Regions from separate parts of the Mus musculus genome. Here regions 1, 2, 3 and 5 are each linked to region 4. A link is a loop called in an ENCODE intact Hi-C map of the cell type or tissue named here. Cell type or tissue: heart. All regions are shown on one strand. Each heading gives the region's core, and the rest is flanking DNA. Links, peaks and the distances in the headings are about the cores only.

What was found. Peaks named below come from ENCODE experiments on the same cell type or tissue, not always from the same donor. Only the 100,000 strongest peaks of a DNase experiment are listed, where the experiment ranks them.
Region 1: a loop joins it to region 4, with 2.0 times the contacts of the local background. A loop is called at or near these places in 4 of 42 quality-filtered maps.
Region 2: it touches region 4 in a loop (4-fold over the local background); 3 of 42 quality-filtered maps call a loop at or near these places.
Region 3: a loop joins it to region 4, with 2.8 times the contacts of the local background. A loop is called at or near these places in 4 of 42 quality-filtered maps.
Region 5: it touches region 4 in a loop (11-fold over the local background); 4 of 42 quality-filtered maps call a loop at or near these places.

What each region holds. Positions count from the first base shown.
Region 1 is chr3:85,280,275-85,284,887 of GRCm38, reverse strand. No RefSeq gene overlaps it. Among named protein-coding and RNA genes, the nearest start is that of 1700036G14Rik, 35 kb to the left of the region's middle. In heart, for the core only: no CTCF peak of the experiment used is centred there; no DNase peak of the experiment used is centred there.
Region 2 is chr3:84,925,212-84,929,824 of GRCm38, reverse strand. All of the region lies in intron 4 of Fbxw7 (F-box and WD-40 domain protein 7), which reads right to left. Among named protein-coding and RNA genes, the nearest start is that of Gm40080, 49 kb to the right of the region's middle. In heart, for the core only: a CTCF peak has its summit at 1,720 (motif pointing right); a DNase peak (open chromatin) is centred at 434.
Region 3 is chr3:85,210,494-85,215,106 of GRCm38, reverse strand. No RefSeq gene overlaps it. Among named protein-coding and RNA genes, the nearest start is that of Gm31096, 91 kb to the right of the region's middle. In heart, for the core only: no CTCF peak of the experiment used is centred there; a DNase peak (open chromatin) is centred at 1,976; H3K27ac peaks cover 490 bases.
Region 4 is chr3:85,337,054-85,341,666 of GRCm38, reverse strand. No RefSeq gene overlaps it. Among named protein-coding and RNA genes, the nearest start is that of Gm31210, 2.8 kb to the left of the region's middle. In heart, for the core only: a CTCF peak has its summit at 2,045; a DNase peak (open chromatin) is centred at 1,936; H3K27ac peaks cover 1,559 bases.
Region 5 is chr3:85,516,120-85,520,732 of GRCm38, reverse strand. No RefSeq gene overlaps it. Among named protein-coding and RNA genes, the nearest start is that of Gm31419, 27 kb to the right of the region's middle. In heart, for the core only: no CTCF peak of the experiment used is centred there; DNase peaks (open chromatin) are centred at 1,862 and 2,442; H3K27ac peaks cover 2,649 bases.

The DNA of each region.
Region 1 (4,613 bases), core at 339-4,338, 57 kb after region 4:
TTGGTCATGGTGTCTGATCACAGCAGTAGAACCCAAACTAAGATAGTGTGTGTGTGTGTGTGTGTGTGTGTGTGTGTGTGTGTGTGAATGTTTGCCTACAAGTATGTATATATGCACCACATGTGTGACTCACAGCTGTAGAGTCCAAAAGAGGTGCACAGGATCCTCTGGAACTGAAGTTACAGATGTTGCGAGCAGCCATCTGGGTGTGGCTCCTGACCTCAGTGTGAGAAGTATAAGCATTATTCATCACTGAGTCATCTCTGCAGATGCAGAACCTTCTAAAGCAAAAACAGTGGAATTCAGTCCGTTCAGTGAGAAGGGCTTTAGGCTCACTTTGATAGACAGTAGAAAATACAATATTTTTGTCATTCTGGAAAACAGCTTCAGTAGTGCCCACCTTGATGTAGCAACAGCAAAAGCATTGCCTACCACCTCCTGAGAAGCCACCTGGTTCAAAGCTGAAGGCCTCTGGCATGTTTTAAGGCTCCTAAGGTCTGACACTGCATTGGAGAAGAATGTCACACTCAGTCATGTCTTGCCTTGCACAGGCCTGAAGCCTGGTATGCGTCTTATGAGTAACTGCTGAGAAGTGAGCACACCTTTAGTTACACATAACGCGTGTCTGTCGCAGGTAAAGCATACCTGGAGTGTGCTCCTCAGGGGTAACTGTTGGGAAGTTGGTGCCCAGCATAGTTCTCATAAGGGACACTGGGTTCTAGTGTGTGTGTGTAGGGGGGGTCATTAATGGCTCCTTCATGCTCTCTGCTTCCTGGCCCCAACCCGTGATCTCTCTCATACCTACCCCCACCATTGTGATCCCATCTGCCATGCAGTGGTCATCAGAGCTGAGTCCATGCCAGAGCCATGTAGAACTTCTGCAACTGTGGGATGCGTGGATCTCTTCTACGTTAGACAGCTTCAGGCATTTTAGTATAACAATAGACAATGGTTTCATATACCATATTGAGTAGGAGCAAGATGAAGACTGATAAAACCTGTTTTATACCTAGGTTTGGCTCTGAAGGAGAGAGAAAGAGAAGGAGGAAAGGGGAAAGGAGGGAAGAGGGGGGAAAGGTAGGTAGGGGAGGGAGGACAGCAGGATGGAGGAGGGAGAGTGGAATGGGGGAGGGAGAGGAGAGGGAGACCATCATTTTGCTTTCAGGCAGTGGCCATTTTAAGCTTCCTGGATCTTGGCTACATTTCAGGACTGTAGACACTTGGCATTCAGCGTTCCCATCTTACCCTGGGCATGTTTTTAAATCCTCTGAGAAGGAAAACTTTATTACCAGCCCTGAAGTCTAGGTTAAAAATCTTGGCCTGGCCACCAACTAGCTACACTACTTCTGCTCATTTTAATCAGTGTAGATATTAGACTGAGGCTATCACTTTTGCCACAGTATAAGAGGTTGCAGCAAGGCCTTTAGTGTCATTCTTGGTACGTAGAATCTCATGGGTAAGAGCTGCTTTTTCTAATGCTATGGGTTTTGTTTGGTTGTTTCAAGGTGCTGGACTAGAACACATGACCTCTTGCACACTGGACAAGTGTTGTATCGCTGAGCTACCTTCCCTGTCCACACTGTACAAAATGGCTTTCCAACCCTGAAGGTTTAACTCACCTAAGAGAAGAAGCACTTTGTCCTGAGTGCTGATATTGGTACAAAAAAACACATCAAGAGACTTGTGTCTGAAGACTTTAGAGTTCACATTCTACATCTAAATATTAAGGTTCATGAGTCTCTGAGCAAATGGCGTTAGCTCTCTGTGTCTGAGCTTGCACATACAGAAGGCGAGTGAACAGTAGAGCGCTTTCCTGTCTTCCAACTCAGTGTGCCATGAGCAAGCCTGTGTTGGCTGGAACTCACTGCTAGGCATTGGAAAGAGTGACTGGCTAGTCGTTAACCTGCTAAACATAGGAAGGTTACATCCTTTTATTAATAGACTGAGAGATACATGCCAAAAATCGGGGGCAGGGCTCCAAAGTTGAAACTCTTTGGATTTTAGTTTCTGTGGCATTTGATGAGCAGTGAACATCTTAGGTTAGGAATGAGTTTGGGGAAGCAACCTGACCTCCTGGTGCTAACCAATGTCATAGTAGTTTTATTTCCAAGGAAAGGAAAACATAATCCCGTGTCACTCCAGCCTTTTCCTTATCAGTTTAAAAGTATAGCGCTGGGACTTCAGAGGAAAATGATTACACTCATTTCTTCATTAGGAAAGGCCTCTCTACCACACTGTAAAAGATTTAAATGGGAAAAAGCGAAAAGTAAAATTCTTACGTGCTATCTGGCACCTGTTAGCGATTAAGTAGTCCATTTCCACCTTCTACTGCGCATTTTAAGATCCAAGCATGGCATTTTCATTAAACACCTTTACTGTATTCTGACACTGACTTTGCAATCATTTTAGTGGTAACATACTATTTTGTGAGGTGGATGCTGGTTGACTTTTACCATTTCCCTGCACTTCCCTTCCTTGTTAGAAGGCAGTGAAGACAGGAGTTAGGGCCACAAGTGCATAGACTGGCTCTGCTATTTCTTTTGTGGTCTCAATCCCACCATGTCACCTCTGCAGGCTTGGGCATCCTCCCTCTAAGTGCAGAAGCTATGTTTATCTAATCCCATCAGCATCCTGTCATGACCACGTGAGGTCATGTCTGTAGAAGGTACACTAGTATCTGGAACATGGTTGACTTCATTGAGCTTGGCTGCGGCTGCTCCTTAGCCTGCATTCCCCGTTGATGACCCTACTTGATTTTTATAAATATCCCACAAAGAAGTGCACAGGACTATCGGCGGTGTGACCTCACCTCTGAGGAACCTTGCTCCTCATTTGCAAAGGGTAGTAAGTGGTCAGACTTAAAGCATGACCTCAACCTGCCATCCCTGATGTGACACCATCTCTACTGTCATTACAGATGATATGGCCACTGCAGGGAAGGGACCTGTACACTGATGGAGATTGAGGGAGAGCCTGAGGGTTTGAGAATAGTGGCTTCTCCTTACAGCTAGAGAAACACTATCCATCTATCTGTCTATCTATCTATCTATCTATCTATCTATCTATCTATCTATCCATCTATACCTATCTATATACCTATCTCTATCTATCTATCTATCTATCTATCTATCTATCTATCTATCTATCTATCTATCTATCTATCTATCTATCATCTATCTATCTATCTATCTATCTATCTATCTTTCATCTATCATCTATCTATCTATCTATCTATCTATCTATCTATCTATCTATCTATCAAGGCTTAGCAGGTTTTGGTCTCAGCCAGGGTTTCATTTATCCATTTTGTGGTTCTAATGTCACTTTGTTGCTGTGATCATCTTCCTGCATGGTCACTGAAGAGTAATCTTCTGCAAAGGTCAAGAGGAGCCGCAGTGCCCTTAGGCGGTCCCTGAGGGACAGGGATTTTCTGCTCCACTCACCAATGTCGGCTTGTGATCCTCCATGACCTTCCACGGGGAGTTTTTAATTAAAAATAAGAAAGTTCTTCAGACTAATTGGATGCGTTGTCTCACTGATTCTCAAACTGTGCCCCAATACTTAGACTTCTGAGATCCCCCAACCAAGGGCCCTAAAGGGCCTCCAATGACCTCCCTTAGGATCAGAGGTGCCTCTGAGGGAAGGAGTCAGGTGCTCCTAGCACAGAACTGAAGGCTACAGAGTCAACCTGCCCTGCCTCTTCCAGCCTTGTGCTCTGAGGGGACATCAATGGAGCCAGCCTTTGCATCCATTCGCAGCGAGTCCTCAGTGGGCCCGCCTCTACACTGGGAAGGAAACAAGGTGAGAAGCCTGGGTCACATAGGTACCCACAGAGAGGCAGTGGGCTGACAAGGTCAAGCGTAGGGTCCTACCTGGTACGAAGCCTTTTTCTGCTCTTACTGTGCTGTGAGGTTTACATAAGTTACTTAGCCTCTCTGTGCCTCAGTATCCAAAGCTAGAAGAGAAGGCTCTCACAGAGGAACTATATAGAGTTGCGCATGGGAAGAGCGCACATCTCACAGAGGAACTATATAGAGTTGCGCATGGGAAGAGTGCACATCGGATATATTCTAAACGTTCAATGTTCTATAGGCTAAATGATGAGCAGCCGATACCACGACAATCGAGGGTGAGTAGATCTGGTCATCGGCATGGGAAGCCATCTGTAGCAGGGACTGTAGAACGAGACCTGACTTTGAATGTCGCCTGAGATCCGTCTTCAGTGCCGTGTCTGACTTCCCTCATCTGCTACGTGAGAACGAGTTCTCTGCCTTGAGGGTTGCTGTGAAGATGAACGGGAGGAGGCGCATGAAGGGCTGGGCACAGTGTCTGGCGTGTCACTCGTGTGTGGTTCTGTGAGCTCCTGACACAGGCCAGCTCTGCCAGAGCTGGGTTCTCACCAGGATCTTTTGAGGCGAGTGCTGCTTCTGGTGCTCCTGGGGTCTGCTTTGTGCTGCCAGGCTGCTCTTGGCAGCTGCTGGGCCTTTGTGGAAGTTTCTGTTTTCCTCCAGCAGCTCCCTCCTGTTGGAGGAACCCCTGCCTTTGCCCATGTAGCCTGTGTGTTTTTGGGTCACGCCGCAGGCTCCCTAGTGTTGGAGCTGCTAGGGTTGGAG
Region 2 (4,613 bases), core at 216-4,215, 410 kb after region 4:
TTGTGGTACAGTTTTTAGTAACACACACAAAAAAAATCTCTATACATATGAAAATTTTACTATAAACGGGATCATTAGACATTCTTCCTAAAAACAAAACAAAACAAAAAAATAAACAAACAAAAACCCAATACATTTTCTTAATAATTATGGCAGGCCTTTTCTGAAAAATTAACTGGCTGGTCTAAAGTCCACTAAAAGAACAAGATTAAAATTATATACAACCTAAACTAACTGAAGTCTATACATACAAAACCAACAGCCCATTAGGTTATATTTGAAAAAACACTAAAAATTTTAATACAGCTTTGTCTCTATTAATGGCACAGTGATTAAGAACAAATCCTAAACCAAAGCAATGTTGCTGAAGAGGTGCTGTGTCACTTTGTCCTTGTCCAAAGCACTGACTGAGGCCGTGGACAGGAAGGACAGTGCGCCAACGTGAGGGAGCCCTGCCTGTCTCAATGGCTGCCAGGTGAACTCAGCTGACTAGGTGTGATCCCTGGCTAACAAGGCAACAGAGAACAATCCAACCACTGACATAAACATTTCAAAATTTCAATGAGTAAAACTGTCTCAATGTGTAGCTTAAGTTAAAAATCTTGAAGGTGATTATACAAGACATTTTAAGCATATTACAAATGGACTGTAATATGCTCCCAGACTTATCTTCCAAACCTAATTATCACAGCAGCTGAAAAGTGCCAAGCATGTTAGGAAAAGGTGTATGTAGATAGACCACAGAGATAGTGGAATGCCAGGAGGTAAGATCACTGCTCAGGATCACCACAAAAACTGGGAGACTCACCTGTTTGAGTCCCTGGTCTACAGCATTCAGCTCACACTTAAGTCAATAAGGACCGAAATGGCTCATGATAGTAGTCACCCAGTAACACAGTTCCTAGGCTACTTACTGGGCTCTTTAAAGTCAAACATGGTGATACACACAACCAAAGCCTGCTACTAGAAAGGGTACAGCAGAAGAATTTCTAGTTCAAGGCCAGCCTGAGCTGTCCAGTAAGACTGTCTCAAAACATAAACACAATGAACAACAGAGAAGGACCTGTGAGTGTTTTCCCACACTCACTGCCTGCGCCCAAGCCCTACCCCACTTAGTCTTCCACGCTGAATGAGCACACCAGATGTTTAAGAATCTGATCTAAACCAACAACTGCCTATCAAAAGAGTAACACATAAGAGAAATTCTACAGGAACAGTCTAGATACTTGAGTGTTCCAAAGCTGGAATGAGTGAATAAGTGAGATTTATACATTCTAATATTAGCTGTAAGAATGGTTTTCTTCTAATATACTAACAATAAGATTCACCAATATTTCTCTTGCTAAAAAGAAAAATCAATTCTGCATTCTTATTTTAGATGTGACCAAAATGTAGAAAAATAATGAAACTGGAATTTTAGAATGTTACTGATGGTACTACCATAATTAAAAGCATTCCAGTTTCAAGGGAAAATAAAGCAACTCGTACATCATTTCTGTTCTCCTAAAGGATAATCAGAGCTTCTTAAAATTATAAGTTAAAGCCCCAAATCTTCTTTATATTAAGAATTACCTATGGAGTTTATTTTTTAAGATTACTTTTGCAGGTAGAGGTGTGTGTGTGTGTGTGTGTGTGTGTGTGTGTGTGTGTGTGTGTGTACAGGGAGTCTCTGAATGTGAATGTGGGTTCTTATGAAGTCCAGTAGAGGGTGCCAGTGGGCCATGAACTACAGGTAGACTGTGCACCATCTGACGCCTGGGGACCAAACTTTTGGCCACTATTATGAGAGCAGTCTGCACTATTAACAATGGAGCTATGGCTCCGGCCCCCTAAGGAACTGATTTTTACCAAATATTCTAGCTGATGGGTTCCTTAATGCTAAAGTACTCAATAGTGACTGATTAGCAGCTAGTTTATTATTTGTTATTTACTGTTACGAAAAACTTTAATCTTCACACACATTAGGTGAGAGCCTAGAAAAACTGATAAATTAGACTACCCTCATAGTTATGATACTTTGATAAGATAAACACATTTTCTTTTAAAGAGAGAGAGAGATGAAAGTTAAAAAATATAGCTATAATTATAGTTTTAAAGAATTTCCCACAATTTTCATAGGTCATGCTTTCGATTTTGTTCAAAACAATAGCTCCCCACAAATAGCAGCCGAGTCAGCACCTCTGGAAGGGATATGATGCTCTCCAAGACATCTGGCATAAAATAAGAGCAAACTATATGGTACTCCAGAAGAGTTCTCTCATAAACACTTAAAATATCTAAACTAACAAAGATAATGAAAATCCATTTAAAGTAACCAAATGTGGAAAGAGAAGGTCTCCTAACTCTGAGGTTTCCAGGAGTCAGAGGCAATGAGTCATGCCACACTCAACACTGTTTTTATAAAACAAAGCCTGGACATTCTGATTAAGACTGTTTCAAATCGTTAGCCATGTTCTTTATTTCTAATTTTCTAGTACAACTTTTATTCCCATACATAGTTTTATCTTGGCACGCAGCTGCACGGCCGTAACCTAAGCAATGTCAGAGCAGTGACATGAGAAAACCTGCAGGAAGCCCTCAAGGTCCTCGGCAATGGGTCCTTCAGGATCAGCTTCTGTGCAGTTTCCAAACAAACGCCCTGTGACATAAAGTCTCCTGCAAGCTAAAACTCCGTATGTTCTTTACAAAATAAGAACAAGAGAAGAGAACATTATTAACTTCGCTATTAATACTTCAATTGTTTAATATGTTTTTATGTTTGCTAATTTTTGTCTTTTAAATTATTTGTGTTGGTATTTTCTTTTACAGAAGGAGTAAACTAATCGCTTATTTTACGAATGACATTACAGCTGTCAGAGGCTTCTTGTAAAATCTCAAATGCGAGCAGTGACCTCACTCCACAGCAGCTTTCAAACTGACAGGTGAAAGACAAGGAAACCATGAAGACAGAACAAATAGAAAAGGAAGAAGAGAAGAAATAGGACAAGAGAGCACTTTGGGTTCTTGTTTCAAAATTTAGAAGACATTGTTTTAACTTCATTTTCCAACATGGCTGCCACTTATTAAGATAGAAGTTGAAATCACTCAAAAGGAACTAAGCTAATTAGAAAAAAATTACAAAGCTTTCCTATATCTCAGTAAATGCCACTATACAGACAAAAGTGTTTTCTAGTGATGTGGATTATTCTCCTTGTCCCCTGCAGTTAAAAAATTAAAGTAACTATAAGAGATGTAAGAACAGAAAACATTGATTAAACAAGTTCTCATTTACTTCCAAAGAAACAGACAGACAGACATAGACACACAAACAAACTTATGTGTTTGGGCCTACTGTGTTCAGGACCATAAACATATTTCATATGTATAAATACATGACTCTAGTAAATAATTCAAAATGGCAACAGCAGCTAGGTCAGAAGAAACACATATTGCTAATACTACAGCCCCAGTGCGTCATACTGAAAAACACCCTTGGACCTTATGCTGATTATACAGTAACACGAGTGCTGCAAAGTCCAAGACATTCGGGATATCACCCAACCATGTGCCGCTTCTGTTTCAGAAAACAACTGACATCTCTTCTAACCCATGAAGTTTTAATTCATGAAAGAGTTTGTAAAAATAGCCCAGCTTTACGGGCCCAAGAAGCCTACAGACCTGCCTGGAGTGTTCTTTGCACTAGATGCTGCGTTCCCACATGTAAGGAACATACCAACAGCAGTTTGGCCTCCCAGCAAAATAAAAGCTACACAACTTTCTAACATTTATCAGCATATTTCAAGACATACCGTTTTCACATTTACCAGTTTGAAATAAGTTTACAGGATTCTAATCTCATGAAAAACAGAGGAGACGAAAGGCAGAGAGGGTGCCCCTGCCCGGCTCTTGCTGTGTAAGTTTTCCCTAGCCACACAAAGCATCGTTAGCTCTCCTCACAGACAACACACAGGCGATCGGAAGCAGTGCTTTACAGGAAGAGAAACAGCACTTAATAAACAGTCGTGCTTTAAATGTTACAGACTTACCCGTCTTCGACAAAAAGGCAGACCCTGGGCAATAATGCTAATGCTAAATATCTTCATCACAGTCTGATGTGGCAGAGGGTCTTTTGCACTTTTGAGATCAACAGGAACCAAGCCATGGTTCACAGGAGCTTTTCCAGGTTTTGACATTTTAAACTCCTCTTGGTTGATGAACACTCTCAATATGTACTACAGGCACATTACTAAAACACTCACAACCAAACTGAAAAAATGACTAGTAGTTTTAAAAGGCTGAGAATCCAAGGCCTGTTGCCGTTTTTGTCTTCCAACCTTCTCTTTGCGAGTGTCCTGACCTGTCTGAGGCTTGGTGAAGTGCAAACTGTCCTAGAATAGCCAGGAATTATAAACTCCTGAAGTGAGCACTCCTGCTCCTGCCAGTCAAACAGCTGGTGAGCTCCCACAGCAAGTGAGCAGTGCAGACAGGAGCAAAGCAGGGCTGGGCTGCGGGGTCCTGGGAGCGTTCCAACTAAATAACCAAGGTGCTCCCTAGAAAGTGGAAAGTAAGAGTTCCTTTTCAAAATTCAACACACACACAACTCTATGTTCTCTTAAGTCTTCCTTTCTCAAACG
Region 3 (4,613 bases), core at 337-4,336, 130 kb after region 4:
GAAGGAAGTCAAGGTCAGCTAGGAGACTCTGGATCCAGGGACTGGGAGAGATAACCACGGGAACATCTTGTATTTTTGTATGATCCAAGATCCATCGAGCAGAAACTCCCTGGCAGCTGCAGCACTGCAGCAACACTTAATGCCATCTTTTTTATGCAGCCGTCTCTCCCAGTCGGTTTTCGAACAGGCAAGCACAGAGCCAGCCTGGCCTTTGAGGAGCCTGATGACTCCTTGTCCCTCCACCACGGAAGCAGATCCTGGACTACTGTATGAGAGGATTGGAACGTGAGCTGGGCACACACCAGAACAGCAGGGCTGTGGCAGGGCACCTACTGGAACCCCAGCCGAATGTCAGTCCCCTACAAGGAAGAGAACATAATGCTTGTGCACATCCTATATATACAAACATGTGCATACATGTACACACATGCACATATGAACATTCACAACTCCCTTGAGTTGTAAGGACTGACTGGCCTGTAGTCATGCCTTTACTTTGCCTCAGGCTCCATTCAGGTAGGAAAACAATGCTCTAAAGCAACAATGTAAGATAGACTTTGTAAAGAACACAGTCTACCTCTGAGATGAACCACACACACAGCCTCACTAGCTGCAAGTGACTGCTGAGCTTTTGAAAGGTGGCCAGTACAGCCGGTGGGCTGCATTTTAACATCATATTTGCATCAACTACATTTTCAATTTACAGAACCTCCTGAAGCCAGGAGTGACTCAAATGGACAGTATAGCTCTAATATGTTTACCAGCGTTAACCCTAATCTTCTCTACTAGATAAATAATGCCACCATTTGGCCAGGGGACATAGTTCAGTAGGAAAACATGCTTCCTTCACAAGTTTGAGGACCTGAGTTCAAATCTCTATTTCCATATAAGTGCTGGGTGCAATGGCCAGAGCATCTGTATTCACATCCCCTTGTGGGGATATAGGAGGTGAACATGAGAGAAACGAGAAGCTCCCAAGCTAGCTGACCTGGCAAATGGAGCAAAACAAGAAAGGGATCCTGTCATGGTGTGTATATGCTCAGCCCAGGGAGAGGCACTATTAGGAGATGTGACCTTGTTGGAGTAGGTGTGTCACTGTGGACATTGGCTTTAAAACCCTCATCCTAACTGTCCTGAAGTCAGTATCCTGCTAGTAGCATTCAGATGAAGATGTAGAACTCTCAGCTCCTCCTGCACCATGCTTGCCTGGATGCTGCTATGCTCCTGCCTTGATGATAATGGACTGAACCTCTGAACCTGTAAGCCAGCCTCAATTAAATGTTGTTCTTGGTCATGGTGTCTGTTCACAGCAGTAAAACTCTGAGACAGATCCTGTCTAAGAAGGAAGGTGAGAACCAGCAAACCGGAGATTGTCCTCTGCCTCTGCAAGTGTGTCAGTGGCACACACACACACATTCACAATCATAATGCTTGTACATATCCTATATATACAAACCTGAGCACACATGTACACACATGCACATATGTACATTCACAAGAATGTACATATACATATCTCTGGGTTTGGGGTCCTTGTTTTAGCATCCTATTGAACAGGCAAAGAGCTTAACCCAGTGAGCACTGAGCCAGCCTTTGGGACACCAGTCATTCTAATTGATGGTACCCCTATGAGCCTCGGGTCTTCCATCTTCCTCTCAGGACAATGAGAGACTCGAAGTACTCTAACATTTTTGAGATTCTTTGCAAATAAGACTGGCCTCTTACGTTGACTTTCTCTCAAGCCTCAAATCTTCTGAATAAAAGCAAATCATTTTACGAAAAAGATACAGAACATTCCAAGTCCTCCGTTCATTTCTAAATCCATGGGCAAAAAGAAAAAGCAAGTTGGCTTTTTGCCCATATTCTTTAGATTTACAATGGAAAACCTCAAGGCCAACCATAGACGAAAGTGGCAGAAGCTATCCCAGTGCCAAGCTCTGAAAATAGCAGTTGTAGCAGCCAATCCAAGGCCGGCAGTGCTACCCCACAAGGTGGAATGTTTTGCTGTTGTTTATATAACTTACCTAGGCAATTAAAATCACAGGAAGAGCGAATGACAGCTTTGGTTAGGTTGCCTTGCCTCTAGAGGGGAAGGCAGCCAGGAGCTGCAAGAATCCCCCTTAAAGTAAAAATGCTGCTCTGTTTCTCAAAACTGGCTGCTGAAGGCACTGGTCAGAACCAAAATCATGCTGCGGACTTCAGAGGCCAAGCTGGTGTTGGGATGGAAAGCGTCTCTCTTATGTAGCTGATAAAAAGGTGCCTGCCCTGACTGCTATGTCATCTCTCATTTTATCCCTTCAACGACCCTGTGATACGGCTATAAAGATTTCCTGAGTTTAAGAAACAGAGCCAAGGTCACACAGATGACAAATGACAGAGCCATAGTCCCAGGCCAGCTCACCTCCACCAGAGCTTTGGTCCTGCCTGCCCACAGATGCCTGGGCAAAACAAACAGCAGCAGGATTTGGGGGTGGGGGAGTATTTGTTCTTTAGTTAAGATTTGTGTCCTACCTACTTCCAAAGGACTTGCGGTGGCTTGGAGATGAAGCACGGTACAGGAGAAGGTGTCTAAGGACAGCGCTCTTGCTAATGAAAGGGAAAGAAGCAGAGCTTCAGACACCTGAATGAAGCAGATCCTCGCACTTGGGCATTTCATTTTGTCTCTAACTTTCCTGGCAGCTAAACCGAAAAAGAGAAACATATTGGATTGCATAGATTTGTGGTTTCTGACAGCATAGAGAATACATATTCATCTCTAGAGACAAAATGTTTCCCTGGAATTAAACCTAGGTAGGGATTCATCCTGTGGATCCTGGGCTAAAGAGCAAGGAGTGACACGGAGAGCAATTCATCTCATTTGTGAAATGAGGGGTGGCGTTAAGGTCACCTTGTAGTGTCACAAGTGCATGGACTCTTGCTAACCAGAGTTCCACAAAAGGGTCAGAGACATAGTGACAGAGTACTACTTTTGTTGGCCCTCTATAAAGACAAAAGATGTAATGTAAGCATAGCTTAGTGAAGGGCTTTCTGAGCATCCCAGACACTATGATCTGGGACTTTGCTTTCTGGAGTGAAGCAGAGCCTCCGAGAATACCAAGGATAAAGGATTCCATGGGCCATCCACCCTGAGAGACACGGTGTGTGATGGCTAATGGGAAATACAAGTAGCAAAGCCAATGAGGTAGCACTGAGGCAATAGGCTTCCATATACAGGCTTGAACCAAGATCTATGGATGTTTAGTGTATGTAGCCAGTCATTTAGAATGTTCAAAGTAGATGCTATTTCAAAGCTGTGTACTATGTGGAATGGGAAGAACAAGAAGCGTGCTTTCACATCTTGAGGCTTCAGACCTAATCCAGGGTGTCTTGACTGTGGGTCATTGGTGTTTAGAATTGATTATTTCTTTGCATTGAGAGGCTGTCCTGTGCATTGTGGAATATTGATAGCAGCATCCTTGACCTCTACCTACAACAGTAGTGGCATCCAAGAATATCTGCAAACACTGCCAAATATGTCCTGCCTGGGTTGAGAATCATTGCTCTATTATATAAGTGAAAGGGTAAAAAATACACATGGAGTAGAGAATTCTAATGATTGCATTGCAGTGAATATAAATGGTCACAGCCATCCAAATGCAGGGAACCTCTCTCTTATCAAGGAAGGCAATAAAGAAGCATGGAGATTAAAAGAAAGGGAGGGGACACTTAAGCTGAGCTTTGATGGATTTGCTTAGGTTAGCACACACACTCCTGTGAGGGAGAAATCAAGGTTGATCTGGAGATGGTGGGGGAAGGGCACTGAAGACCAGGCAGCAGGTTCAGAGCCTGATCCAAAAATCCTGGCAGAGCTCTGAAAGTTTTGAAAAGAAGGAAAGTGTCCAATCTGACCAAAGGAAACAGCAGACTGTTACATTAAGACTGAGTACTGCAGTCTGGAAGCATGAGTCTATCCACTTACTACCTATGTCAAATGTCAGTCCCTAGTGGGAATGGGACCCTTTGGAGGATTCTTAAAATGCAGAAGTAGAGCCCTCATGGATAGCATTGATGCCCTTAAAAGAGGAGCCGGGAAATCTAGCTTCCCTAGCACCCTATAAGAATACAGAAAAATGGTACCCTTTGCAAGGAAGAGGGCCTTCACCAAACATGGACCCTGTGGTACCTTGACCCGTGACTCCTCAGGATCCAGAGCTGTCTGGAATAAATCACAGATGCTCAGTTTTAAATATTTTCTTAGAGTCATTGGAATAGACTGAGACATGGAGTAAGAGTGAGAGGGGGAAAACGGGGAGATGCGAAGGAACACAGCAGTCCAGAGGAGAGGCTCAAACGTGGAGAGGCAAAACCCCACAGAGCAGGAGGTGATACACAGCAGGGAACAGCGTGGGATGAAAGAGAAGACAGGAAAGGAGCCTGCCATCGCCTGTGCGCATCACCTGCATGCATGAACCTATCAGAGCAGGGCACACATCACCTGTCTGCATGCACACATAACTCCGGCACCCACGCACCTCGAGAGACTTGATAAAACCCCCACAGTTGCTGCCTTTATAACTGTGGACTCTGCCATGAGATTGCCTAAGGGAAGAGACAAATGGGGCACGTTTCTTGCC
Region 4 (4,613 bases), core at 278-4,277:
TGCCTCGTCGGTGTCATTTGGAGTAGGTATGGGCAGCTCATAGTCCCCGCCTCAGCTCTTTAAAAGCAATTTATAACCTAACTCACCATCCTAACTACCTGAGAAGCTTCTAATCCTAAACCTGTCACCACCCATTATTTTCAGGGGTCCTGACAGTTCTACATTAAAACACTTTATAAGTAAAAGTTAACAAGGCCTAAAGAGAGTGATTTATGTTTCTCTGTGTGAAACAGTCAACATTCTTCCCCTGGCCAAAGATAGCCCAGAGCTCTCTATGGGCTGAAGGAGGAAAATTATCTTAGAAAGATGGATGGCTCATGCCTCCAGGCAGGTGGCTGATGTGTGGTCCTGGGCCTGAGGCCTGGCCATCTGGCAGAGCCTGTGAGTGGGAGGAGCCGAGTGCTTCCTGTCCCCCACTTCTCTCCAGAGTCACCATCCTCCTGGGTCCAAATACTCTCAGGCATTTGGCGGTCTGGAGCGCGTGCCAGTTTTTCTCTGTACGTTCTGTACATTGCCCTTGATTCCTCACAGCCAGATTTGAGAAGTCAAAAAATTGTCCCATCTTGTTGCTGACAAATAGGGAGGCTGAGTTCTAGAAGACAAGGAGGGGCAGCATGAGGCTAGTCCCCAGCTCTGCTTCTCCCAGAGCCTTCCCCAAGTCTCCCCTCACATATACTTAACTCTGCCTGTTTTCCAGTCTCGGTCGCTCTCTGTCTCTTTCTCTCTCTCTGCCTCTCTGTTTATGTCTGTCTGTCTGTCTCTGTCTGTCTCTGTCTGTCTGTCTGTCTGTCTGTCTGTTTCTTTCTGTCACACACACACACATCAGGAAGATAGAACAGCCGATTGCTTTGTTTCTTTAACCTTGACCCCTCTGCCGAGTGAACTGTTTGATACACCCTCCAGAAGGCACTCCACTCCCACTCCAACTGCATTAGTTTTCTCAGGCTGCTGTGACAGAACTCTACAGTCAGGAGGCTCACACTACAGAAATGTATCTTCTCATCATTGCAGAGGCTGGAAAGCCAAGTTCAAGGCATCGACAGATCTGTCTTCTCCTGAGGACTCCCTTGCTGGCTTGGAAGAGCTGCCTTCTGACTTAGTCCCATGTCCTTGAGTTGTCTCCCCTCTGTGCATGCATCACTGGTGTCCCCTCCCAAATCCCCACCATCTCTTCTTGTGTGTGGCCAGTTGTGAGCCTGGAGGAAGGTCCATCCCTATGCCCTCATGCCAGTTTAATCAGATCTCTAAAGTCTCATCTCCCTCAGCTTCTGGGGTGCTGGGGTCACTGCTTCTATTCCTAAATTTCAGAAGAAACAATTCAGTCCACACCCTTGTCCAGCTGTGAAAACCTTCCAGCAGAAGTGACCACCAGCCACAGAGGACATGGAGTATTGCTGACTCTTAGTGAGGCCCAAAACATCCTATTGTGAGGACTAATGGACAAGCTTTCCAAGCAAAAGGATAAAAAATACTTCCTTTGAAAGGAAATCTTGAATGAACTGAAAACCAAGCAGGATAACTGAGTGGTCGAGCAGGAGGTCACCTTGAGTTGGGGGCCAGCCTGGGCTACAGCAGACTGTTTTCCCTGAAAAACAGCAGGGAAAGCAAAATCCTTTCAAGGACAGTTACTTAGTTTACTTCTTTTGATGCAACTTTCAGGACCCCACCCCCCCCCCCTCGCCTCATCTCTCATTCCCTGAGTTATTTACATTCATTTCTCCTTTTATGGGCACCTATCATTAATACGACAACATGACATCCTCCCTTGGCCACAGTTGCGTTCCATTTTTGGTACCGAACTTTCTAAATGTGCACGGGAACTAATTCAGGGTGCTCAGTCTGCCGTGGGTGCGGCAGGTATTTCTGCATCCATTATTTCAAGTTATAATAAGCGAGCATGGTCAGAGCTGTTCCAGAGATAAGCAGGGCATAATATTTTCATGGTCGCCATGATCACAGACTCAGATAAGAGGCCAACATGCTATTTTTACTCCCTACTTTTCTACTCCTGGTGTTAAGTCCAAGGAGAACAAGTGGAAAAACAAACTGCTGCCCTCAGCTCCTGCAGCAGAATACAAAGCATCCAACCTTTCCCTTTCTCGCTCGGGCCACCGCGTACGTCAAAGAGGACACAAATACTATTGAGGTGATTCTGGGCTGAGGAGATGGCTCTTAATTGAGTTTGCAGCCCAGAGCAGAAAGCATGCTCATCTGAGGTACTTGTTGTATCATTTTTAAATCAAGGCCATCTTTTTCTCAGTGGTAAACGTGAAATGTTTTTAAAGGCCAGACTTAGCATAAAAATCTATTGGTTGCCATGGAGACCACTTTACCACACAGGACTGCGCTCTGTGTTCAACTGTGTGATTTTCTCTATTCAAAGGTTCAGCATTGTCAAAAAACAAATTACTTTTTCTGTTGTTTATCTCAAAGTTCATTATTGGGAAGGCAATAAATAAGAAGATATTCCTGTACAAAGGGGTGCAACGTAGGGCTTCACTTGGGTGCTATGACTTAAAAAAATTCGTATTTTACAGTAATTATCGCCAAATTGGCTATTGTTAGGAAATAAAATACATTTTGATCTCTCTTTTTTTGTGTGTGTATGTGAATATAAAGTAAAGCAGGTACTTGGAAGTCTGCTTCTAACAAAATTACATGGTAATAAGGCTTTTCACACCTACACGCCACTTAGTAACACAGCTCTGAAAGAGACACTAAGCCCTGATAGGTTTGCAACTTGGTACCTGAGGCTCTGGGCTTCCCTCTTTATGGGAGAAAATGTGAGTTCAGGACCTCGAGCTCACTGAATTATTCATGCCATCTTCCCATCACGCATCTTTAGGTTGAAACCTGTTAGGTTATTATTAAGTGCAATGGTCCACTGCATCCAACACTGTTCCAAACCAGCACCGCTGTCCTTGGCTAATTAGCAGAAACCTTTGCAGATGGCAACTCTTCCAGTCCCCACCTCTCCTTCCCTCCCACCTCCACACCTCTAGGAAAAGTGTGGGAGGGTGCTTAGGGTGTAGGGGTGGAGCTCCTCAAGGAATTTACAGAAGTAGCAAGAGGGAGTCTCTCACATTACTGGAGGGCAATCCTAGACAACCCAGTGTCAGCAAGTTGCCATTGGCTGAAGCCTGTTTTATTTTGTTCCGTCTCCCAATTAATTAAGGAATGTCCTGAATTTTGACTCGTTACTTATTTAAGATGCTCCCCTATGCACCTCTCAGGCAATCTTTAGATGCCTTAGTTCTGGCAATTTGCATTACAATGAGGGAAAGGGGTGACCTTAATGAAGGCATCTGGTTTTGAATGTACTCCTGGTATTGGTTGCCCGGAATAATATCCCAGAGGGGGATGGAATTCTCATTTGGGTTCATCTACAGCAGTACACTGATGACTGCTAATATGCAAATTCTTCCTTGTCACCCACCACAATTATGCCTATAGCTGGTAAAGTTGTGGAGGTGGTGGAGTTACATTCACATTGTGACCCGGGCATAACCTACTTGGGAGATGCACTGGTAATTAATTTACATGTTGCACACTTAAACTGAGGCCAGCTCCAAACCAGATTGCCCAGGGACGGCAGTGTTGGTAATCATTGTTCTACTGCTGACTGGGTTTTGCAGGAACTGGCTGGGCTCTGTCTTGGAGTGGTGCATGCCAGGAGCTTTAATGGCTAGAAATTAGGACCAATATAGAGGTTGGGTGAAAGCAGTGTTTGGTGTTATTGGATGGTTGTGGAGCTGTTAAGAGGCAGGAGCAAGTGGAAGGAAGTCGGGTCCTCGTGGGCATACCCCTGAAGGAAATACACTATCCCCAGCTCCCTTGCCTCTCTTTTCACTTCCTGGCCACCATAGAATGGGCATCCTGGCTCCATCACACACTCCCTTTACCATGGATCTCAAAAGAAATGAAACTAGTATTGGAGAAATTGGAGTTTCCTTTTGGATTCTCAGTCTCCTTAATAAAAGAATTTAGAGACAGGCTGGAAAGGAAGCTCAAAGACAATTTTATTAGAATTTGAAACAAAACAAAAAACACCACCAACAAAACATGCACGTGCACCCCCCCCCCACCCCACCCCCCCACCCCCCACACCACAAGAAACAACAACAAAAATGTCAGATAAGCTCCAGGAGGAAAGAAATGAAGAAGAACAGAAATGCATATGTATTATTAAGTTTATGGTCTGTCCTAGTTAAGAAACACTCATGACCAAAAGCAACTTAGGGAGTGTTTATTTGGCTTACACTTCTACATCATAGTCCATCACTGAAGGAAGTCAGTTGAGGTCCTCAAGCAGGGCAGAACTTGGAGGCAGGAGCTGATGCAGAGGCCATGGCAGTGCACTGTTTATTGACTTTGTTGCCATGGCTTGCTCGGCCTACTTTCTTACAGGACCCAGGACCTCCAGCCCAGGGGTTCTATAAGCCACAACAATCACTCACCAAACGCAATGCCTTAGAGGCCTGATCTTATGCAAACATTTTCTCAATTGAGGTTCTCATTTCTTAGATGTCTCCAGCCTAGCTCAAGTTGGCTTACAACTAGCCAACATGGGCCAAAGAAGGCAAGTGTGTTCAGCTCCAGTGACCCACACATCT
Region 5 (4,613 bases), core at 241-4,240, 180 kb before region 4:
TTGATCGTATATTAGAATGGCATATAGCACCTATAAGAAAGACATGTGCACGCGTGCACACTCACACACACACACACACACACACACACACACACACAGAGGGGGGATTGTAAATAAGATATGTAGGATTATAGAGTACATAGAGATAAAAAGATTCATTATAAGAATTTTATTGTAGGAATCATAAGACTAAGGGGCAGACAAGCCCAAGCCAGATGAAGGCCCCTGAGAGCCACTTGCTGTGGCTCTGGTCTCAAAGCCTGCAAGTTCATAACCCAGGAAGGACCACTGTTTCGGGTCAGGTCTAAAGTTGAAAGAAAACCTGCATCCCAGCTCAAAGGCAGATACAAAGGATAATTTCTTCTTTCTTAGGGAAGAAGGGTGGCCTTTCTTCTATTCAGGCCTTTAACCAGTTGGATGTAAACAACTTGCTGAATTTAGTTTATCAATTTAAATGTTGAACTCCTCCAAAATCACACCCCATAGAAATACCTATGGCCATCCCATGGGGCAATCAAAATTAACCAGTATAGCTGAAGAACTATTAAAATGGGCTAATTCTACCGGGTCTGATTGTAGGAGTTTTCATGGTACGAGGAAAGCTTGGCTATCAATATATTTTAACTTTTTCTTACAACCAAGGGAACGAGCCAAGTAAATTTTGTACCTGTGGGCACTATTGGAGCCAATCAATCCCCTCTGTTGAAGTCCTCACTCCCAATACCCGAGAATTCAGTCCTATTTGGAAGCAGGATTGCTGAGGTACCATTAGTTGAGATAAGATCGTAGCAGTATGGGGTAGGTGCAACCCACTGTGACCAGTGAGTGTCCTTGTAAGAGAAGAAGCTGAGTTTAGTGGGGCACACCTTTAACCCCAGCACTTCGGGGACAGAGGCAGGTGGAACTCTAACAGGCCTAGACCAGCCAGGACCACAGAGGAACAGAGAGATGACTATGTGACAAAGAAGGCAGAGACTGAAGTTTGCAGCTACAATCCAAGGAGTGTCCAGGATTATGAGCAAACCACTGGAACAGTGGTTCTCAGCCTTCCTAATGCCCCGGCCATAACATTATTTCTTGGCTCCTTCATAAGTGTAATTTTGATCCTGCCGTGAATCATAATGTAAATATCTGATATGCAGGCTATATTAAAAGCAACCACTAAAGTGGGCATGACCCATAGGGCTAAGAATCACTGCACTAGAAGCTGTGTAGAGGCAAGGAAGGATTCCCAATGTGTTCAGAAGAAACAAGGCCCTTGAAGACTACATTTATGGTTGGCCAAGCAGTATTTGTTGTCTTATTATGATGTCCTCGCGAAATCAACAAAATAATAAGATAAAGGGAGCCCTAAAAGGTGGTTTGCTGACTCTTATGGGGAGGGAGAGTGGAGTAAGCAAAGACTGCTCATTCCTTCTCTATGGGTTGAAAGACATTTTCCTCCCTCCTCCTCCTCCTCCTCCTCCTCCTCCTCCTCCTCCTCCTCCTCCTCCTCCTCCTATCCTTTAGTTTGGGATCTTTCATATCTAATACCCTATGACACATAACAGAGTCTGTCTAGATGAAGAGCTTTTCAGAAAAGACCCCTTAAACTGACAGCCAGTGTCATCTCCCAAGCTGATCAGAGATCAATTAGAAATCAAAAAGCAGGGTATTTGGTATATCGATTTATTCTTCCTTCCCCAAAGAGCTTCCCCGTGTGGGGATCATCCTCAGAGCCCACGTCAGAGTCCCTAAAGCTGAAGCAATTGCAGTAGGCCCTGTCAAGGTCAATGAGAGGCGCTGCCTGCTCAGCCATCTGCCCCTCGCTCCTTGACGTCTTTTTAAATTAAACCCCACACCCTGTGGTAAAATTGCTCTCGCTCTATAAATAGCAGGCTTGGCTTGGCTTGCCCTGCAAATGCTGCAGAGGAAGGGTGTCAGAGCAAAGAGAAAGGAAGGCCACAAGCCCAAGGGCACATCTCTCGGTCAGATGACTGCAGTCTCTGAGGAAACCCAAGAATTCTCTGTGTAAAGCCTCCTGTTCCCCCTTCTCTGGTGACTTCCTTGTCTACGATCTCTCCTGTACTGGAGTGAACCATCCTCTTTCCCTTTCCTCCATATTTTCCAGATTGAATTTGTCTTGGACCAGGAGATTGCTGCTGGGTTACTGTACATATACTCTCTGTGGACCTGGGACATGCTTCTAATTTCAGTCCCAATCGTTACTGAGTTAAAATGGAAGCCGTCCACAGACACACATGGCTCCTAGTGCTTCCTATGGCCACGCTGCTATAGTAGGGAAGTACAGTTTCATAATGCACTGGCCTGAGTTTTTATAGCCTGTTGCAGCCTCATACCTGCTCCCTGGGCAGGACTCAGATAGCTTCCTAAAGTCCCCTGCATGATTATCTATAAACTCTCAACCCACCTGACTAGAGGCACTTTCCTTCTGTTGGCTGCCACACTTGGGTCACCTCCTCAAGGCTGTCACCACTCCATAGTCAATAAGTCCCTGCCAGAATTTCCTGGGCTGTTCTTCAAGTGTTTGGCTCTTTCTAGTCCCCACTGCTCCACAGTTCACATTCTTCCCACCTCTCTGTCCACCCTGAGACCTTCCCACCCTAGGCCTCATCATTGGCTATGTGGCAGTTGTACAGTCCAGAGCCTGCTTTTGTGCCCCACAGTGTAATGGGGATGGGGGTGGTGAGCTTTGTCTAGGGACAGGGGTCCTGGCTCTACCACAGAGACTCATATTCTGACCTCTAATTCTTTCATCTTGGAAAAGAGACCTACCTCCAGTTCCTTATAATGGTAACTTCTCCCAGGTAACTTCTCAAAAAACAGTAGATACAGAATGCAGAGGTCGAAGGCTGGATGTGTCCCTGGACTCACAGATCCTGAGAAGGTCTCCATGTCTTCTCCTCTCATCAGAAGCTTCCAGTTCTGGGATGGCTCTGAGACCACTGTCTTCACAATGTTCTGCCCGCCCTATGCTCACCAGCTTCCCCTCTCTGGGATTGGAAAAGCCAGACAGCGGCACTGGCAAAGTGGCTCAGTGCTAGAGCTACTGCTGCCAAGCCCAATGACCTAAGTTCGATGCCTGGAACCCATTTCAGGGGCAGAAGGAACCAACTTCCCAAGTTCTTCATGATCTCAACGTGTGTGGTGTATGTGTGCCCCTAAGCCCTGCCCACCAACCAACAAATGAATGTGAAAGGAATAGCAAGCAGGCAGGGTAGAAAGGTCAGTGTATTGGAATGCCCCAGATGTTCTGGGTCACCTCTCTAGGCAGCTAAGAAGGGCTGTTTGCAAAACTTCTGTGCAGAATTGCTTTTCAAAGTGTTTGGCTGAGTAGAACAGGCTAGTATCCCCAGTAAAGGAACTTGTAAAAAATTCAGACTCCCAGGCCCCTTGATCTACCAAATCAGAACCTTGTTTCAACATTGTCTCTGGAGTCTTAGGCACACCTTTCGTGTGCTGACTGGATGCCCTTAGGACTGTCTTTGCAGCTGAGTGGAGCGCTCGTGTGTGCAACCGTCTGGGGCAACAGAAGCCTTCGGAGTCCCTGGTACGGCTATAGAGACACCTTTAAGAATGTGAACCCGCTAAGAGCATTTAGAGGTTATCAACGTGTCAGCAAAGCAACCTCTTTATGGGGATCATTTAATTAATGTTAATTGCTCTTGGCCTATTGTGTGGCTCTGGCAGGATTTACGGAAAATCACCATTATCTACAACCCCATAAAAGACTCATTGCTTTTAGAGGCCTTGTAACTCATGCCTGGAGACACCTCCTGATACTTGATGTATTACCCAGATGTACAAATACTGCTGGTGTTTGCATACTTCTCAATGATGTTCAGGCCCTTCATGGGGTGGGAGAGTTGGGGGGGTGGAGATTAGAGAGTGAGGTGTGGCCAGCTGAAGAACCCAGTTCTTCACCTGCAACACACCGAGTAGGGGAGAATTCACTTGAGACAGAGAAATGATTTTTCGAGTTTTCTTGCCCAGTTCAATGCTTTCAAGGCTCATGTTAAGTGGTGTTGTGGCTGCCTTCAGCCCAGTGGATGGTGAGCACTGTCTGCACACTGTTGTTCCACCTCACCCTTTTCTTAGTGTCTCATGGGTCAGAGAGAGGGAGAGGTGGGCTAGAGACAGAAGTGGCGACAGATGAAGGCTCTTGAAGAGTCTCGGCTTGACTATAGGGAAACTGTGCCCTTCCCATGCTGGCATCTGTGCAACTGCGGCTGCTGCTGCGGCTGCTGCTGCTGCTGTTGCTGCAGGGGATTAGGGGTAGCCAGTCTCCCCGAGGTGTGCAGTCACGGTTCTCTGAGAAAATGAACATGTTTGCCTTTAAGCACTGGTCTTGGTCCTATGCTCTCCTTTCTCTTACTGTCTCTATTGGCTTCATCTATAACAACACAGAGTTGCGTTTTGAATTCATTCACACTCTGTTTCAATTACCTTCCAGGGTAACTTATCTCCCATATTTATTCCCCTCCTGAGAGGACTTGAGCCTCTGAAACTTTCATTCCTCATGCTTTGCAGAAGCATTCTCACAGTTATTCTTCCTGGCAGAAAGGCTATCTTACTTTTGTGGCAGAAGAGCAGGGGGTTGGGGAGGGGCAGGG